Linked DNA regions of Homo sapiens: region 1 is linked to region 2. A link is a loop called in an ENCODE intact Hi-C map of the cell type or tissue named here. Cell type or tissue: heart right ventricle. All regions are shown on one strand.

Evidence for each region. Peaks named below come from ENCODE experiments on the same cell type or tissue, not always from the same donor. Only the 100,000 strongest peaks of a DNase experiment are listed, where the experiment ranks them.
Region 1: it touches region 2 in a loop (5-fold over the local background); 1 of 110 quality-filtered maps calls a loop at or near these places.

The regions. Positions count from the first base shown.
Region 1 is chr15:98,926,170-98,928,669 of GRCh38, reverse strand. The region is part of intron 13 of IGF1R (insulin like growth factor 1 receptor); the gene reads right to left. Among named protein-coding and RNA genes, the nearest start is that of PGPEP1L, 80 kb to the left of the region's middle. In heart right ventricle, no CTCF peak of the experiment used is centred here; no DNase peak of the experiment used is centred here; H3K27ac peaks cover 2,358 bases.
Region 2 is chr15:98,636,312-98,638,811 of GRCh38, reverse strand. No RefSeq gene overlaps it. Among named protein-coding and RNA genes, the nearest start is that of IGF1R, 11 kb to the left of the region's middle. In heart right ventricle, no CTCF peak of the experiment used is centred here; no DNase peak of the experiment used is centred here; H3K27me3 peaks cover 1,863 bases.

The DNA.
Region 1 (2,500 bases), 290 kb before region 2:
GGGAGAGGAGAGAAGGGAGTCGAGGGAACCTCCCCAAGGGAAAACTTGTTTATGATATGCTTTCCTTGGGGGTTGTGGGGAAATGGCTTTCCTAGAAAATGATGATACTGGAGAGAAGTCAGGGCCAGCTCACAAGGGACCCAGCCCAAGCTAAGCAGTTTCACCCTCATTCTGCAGATTAAAAGGAGTCAGCGAAAGCTTTCAGGCCCAGCAGTGAACTGATCAGATTCGCGTTCCAGGGAAATGGCTGTGCTGAGGACAGACGGAGGGACCTGGCAGTAAGAGAAGGCACTGTCATGTCTTGGAGAATTGGGGGGACATGCCATGTCTCCAGGGCATGCTCTGCATTACCCAGTTCAGACCTACAAAGAAGTCACTGATCCTTGTCTTTACACCAGGCAGACTCACAGAGATGATCTGGCTTGGTAAGTCATGGCCCCAGGATGAGGCTCATACAGTATGACAGCTCATACCATCCCCCCAAGGCGAGTGACCTGGAGTCTGAGCTGTGGCGGTGCTGGTGGTGACAGAGGGCTGGATTCCAGAGACATTTAAGAGGCAGAATCCATGAGGCTTGGGTTGGAATGAAAAAGGGGTGGCTGAACAGAAAGAAGAGTGAAGGATGCTGTGAGGTTCCTGGCTTGGGTAACAAATGGATTACAAGACCACTGACTGAGCTAAGGAGCAAAGGAGAGAAGAGGCCTTTCGAGGGCAACAACTGTGATTTTGGTTTTGGCACAAGGAATCTGAGACCTCTCTGGGACGTCCAAATACAGATGTCTATGTGGAAATGGGCCTGGAATCACTGGGGATCAAGTAAACATTAATCGTAAGTCCCCTATCAATGATTATTTTGCCATGGAAAACTGTGATCATGGTTACTCTTTAAAGACTACTACAGCTATTTTAATTTTTAAAATTAGAAGTATTTTAATCGAAGAAAGAAATATTTTTATTGATATTGTAGCTCTCAAAATGGATGCAGGCTCCAGCATTTTGCAATTCCTAAAAACACTCAGAGGTGATCATTACCAACGGAAAGCTGGCAGATTTTTCTTTCTTCCCCCAAGGCCCTTATATCACTGTTTATATCACTTATACTACTGGTCAGGCTGTACTGTGTTCTTTTTGAGTTTCACATTTCAACAGGGACATGGAGAAAATGGAACACATCCAGAGAATAACAAAAATGATTAAATGGCTAGGAAACTGGTGTATGATATTGGGCTACAAGAAAAGGCCAAAAGACCTGAGATTATTTCATCTGGAAAAGAGAAGTCTGAGGAGTAATTTAATAGTATTCAGGCACACAAGGAGTTCCTAAAAGGAAGGCAGTTGCCTGAAAGCTTCCAAACCTTCCATCTCCTCTGAGGATTAAATAAGAGGAAATGAGACTAAACTGTAGCAGGACAGAGTCTTGTCTGACATAAGGAAAAATTTCTCAACAGTAAGGCCAGCACGCAGATCCAATTTCCCTGCAGTACGTGATAACATCTGCTGGAAAAATTCTATCAGAAGGACTCCCGATTTCCCACTGGCATCCTGGCACTTACAAGGTTAAAAATGGAGCAGCAAAGCCAGACAGGAACATGTCATGTCACCAAAACAAGCTGAGTTCACTCAACCCCAGAAGCCAAGGTTGCTGTTTCACAGATCACAGACCCCCAAACTAGGATCTGTTTCTAGGAGATGGAGGGGAGGAAAAAGAGGAGGGAAGGAGGCTGGGGAAAGATAGAAAGCAAGCAAGCCACTACCCTGGACAAGGCTGCAGGAATATTATGAAGCTTCTGGGTGCTGCAAAGGTGGCATAGACTAACTGGTGAGACTAGGTTAACTGGACTAGATGGAACAATTCAGACTATTTTAATTGACAAAATTATCTGCCTAAACATCCATTTACCCCTAAAAACCTGAACCCAGGAACAGTGCCAGGCACATAAAATGTTGGCTCAAGATTTGCAGTTCTATTCACCCCATCCTGCTTTTGCTGTCTGTATTAGGATTTTCAGATATCACAAACAGATTAGAATATCTGGTGCTGACCAGGTGACTACTGGAGATCTTTTTTAAAATTAATTAATTTTAATATACAAATAAAAATTGTATATTTATCATGTACAACATATTGTTTTGAAATATGCATACATTGTAGAACAGCTGAATGAGCCTAATTAACATATGTATTACATCACATTTTTTTGTGTGTGGTGAGAACACTTAAAATCTATTGTCTCAGCAATTTTTAAGAATACATCATTATTACTGTCATCATGTACAATATATCTATTGAACTTATTCCTCCTATCTAACTGAAATTTTGTATCCTTTGACTAACATCTCCCCAAATCTGCTCCCTCACCCTCAGCCCCTGGTAACCTCCATTCTACTCTCCATGAGCTTAACTTCTTAGATTCCGCATTATCAGAAAGATCATGTGGTATTTCTCTTTCTGTGTCTGGCTTATTTAACTTAACATCATGTCCTCCAGGTTCATCCAGGT
Region 2 (2,500 bases):
GCCTCCCAAAGTGCTGGGATTACAGGTGTGAGCCACCGTGCCCAGCCTCAATTTATAATTTTTTAAGAAGAAAAATAAATGCTGCTAAGAAATGCTTCAACTTATTACAGCATCCAGACCAAAGGTGCAGACTATTTACAAAGCAGACATTTGCAGGGAGAAGAAGTTTCATGTCATGATCCATTCCCAGCACAGACCTCTCTACAGGGCCAGGACATGCTTGTCTTGTGCCCTTCCAGGGGGCATTCATGGAAACACAGGCCAAATGTCCCTTCAGAACAGGTCTGTGAAACCCAGTTGTGAGGGATAAAGAGCACCAAGTCCAGGACACAGTGGGAGGGGATCCTTGAAGAAAATTAGGTGGGAGGAGGAATCACGTAACATAAGCTAAAGAGAAAAGCGAGATTGGAAACATTCACTTCAAACAGCAATTTTTCACCTTTTTCAATAGTGAGCCTCTTTGAGACTCGAATGTGGGCAATGGATGCTCAGCTCAGGAAAACATTCCAATAGATCAAACAGCACAAAAACTGTTCCCTCCTCTGAGCCCATACTTGGGCCTCAGGTTAAGAAAGCTTCATGTATACTGCATGAATGCCGTGTGTGTGTGTGTGTGTGTGTGTGTGTGTGTGTGTGTGTGTGTGTTTGGAGTAGGACTAGGGGTAACCAAGTCTGAAGGCTACACTACTTCAGCCCTGTTCTTTTCAGAATGGTCAGGATCTGTCACTAACAGTTCACTTTGTTTGTTTGTTTAGAAACAAGGTCGCTGGGCGCGGTGGCTCATGCCTCTAATCCCAGCACTTTGGGAGGCTGAGGCGGGTGGATCACGAGGTCAGGAGTTCGAGACCAGCCTGACCAACATAGCAAAACCCTGTCTCTAATAAAAATCCAAAAATTAGCTGGGCATGGTGGCACACACCTGTAATCCCAGCTACTCAGGAGGCTGAGGCAGGAGAGTTGCTTGAACCCAGGAGGTGGAGGTTGCAGTGAGCCGAGATCGTGTCACTGCACTCCAGCCTGGGAAACAGCAAGACTCCATCTCAAAAAAAAGAAAAAAAAGAAAAAAAAGAAACAGGTCTTGCTCTGTCGCCTAGGCGGGAGTGCAGTGGCACAATCATAGCTCACTGCAGGCCAGGCACAGTTGCTCATGCCCGTAATCCCAGCATTGTGGGAGGCTGAAGTAGGAAGATCATGTGAGGCCAGGAGTTCAAGACCAGCCTAGGCAACGTACCAAGACCCCATCTTAACAAAAAACTAAATAAATAAACCAGACAAAATGGCTCAGGCCTGTAGTCCTAGCTACTTAGGAGGCTGAGTTGGGAGGATGGCTTGAGCCAAGGAGTTCAAGGCTAAAATGAGCTATGATGGCACCACTGCCTGGGTGACAGAGTGAGACCCTGTCTCTTTAAAATAAAATAGCTCACTGTGGCCTCAAACTCCTAGGTTCAAGGAATCATCCCACCTCAGCCTCCCAAGTAACTGGGACTGCAGGCACACCACCGTGCCCGACTAATTTTAAAAGATTTAAAAAAAAAAAAAAAAAAAAAGACCAGTTGCCTGGGCAACTGGCCTGAAACTCCTTGCCTCAAGTGATCCTCCTGCCTCAGCCTCCTGAGTAGCTCAGACTACAGGCAAGAGCCACTGCACTCAGTTTGCCAGTTTGTTTTTATGGTTACCTCCTATTTATAGCGAATAGCAAGTAATAATGGTTTTCTATTTATGAAAATAATAACTTTTTTTAAAAAATGAATCTAGGGTTTTTTTAAAATTTATTTTATTTTATTTTATTTTTGAGACGGAGTCTCACTCTGTCGCCCAGGCTGGAGTGCAGTGGCACGATCTTGGCTCACTGCAACCTCTGCCTCCCCGGTTCACGCCATTCTCCTGCCTCAGCCTCCCGAGTAGCTGGGACTACAGGCACCCACCACCATGCCCAGCTAATTTTTTGTATTTTTAGTAGAGACGGGGTTTCACCGTGTTAGCCAAGATAGCCTCAATCTCCTGACCTCGTGATCCGCCCGCCTCGGCCACCGAAAGTGCTGGGGTTACAGGCGTGAGCCACCGCACCCGGCCAATTTTTATTTATTTTTTATTTGAGATGGTGTCTTGCTCTGTTGCTCAAGCTGGAGTGCAGTGGCACGATCATAGCTCACTGCAGCCTCAAACTCTAGCCTCAGGCGATCCTCCTACTCAGGCGATCCTCCTACTTCAGCCTTTCAAGTAGTTAGGATCACAGATATGCACCACCATGCCCGGCTGATTTTTTTTTTTTTAAGAGACGGGGTCTTGCTGTTGCCCAGGTTGGTCTCGAACTCCTAGGCTCAAGTGATCCACCCACCTCAGCCTCCCAAGACGCTGAGATTACAGGCATGAACCACCGTGCCTGGCCAGTTTTATTTTTAATAAAATCAATTTAAAGAAACATATGAAGTGACATTTGGAACAGGAAAAAAACTGAAGTTTCAGAAACCGGTATGAAGAGAGATGTCTTGACTATGGT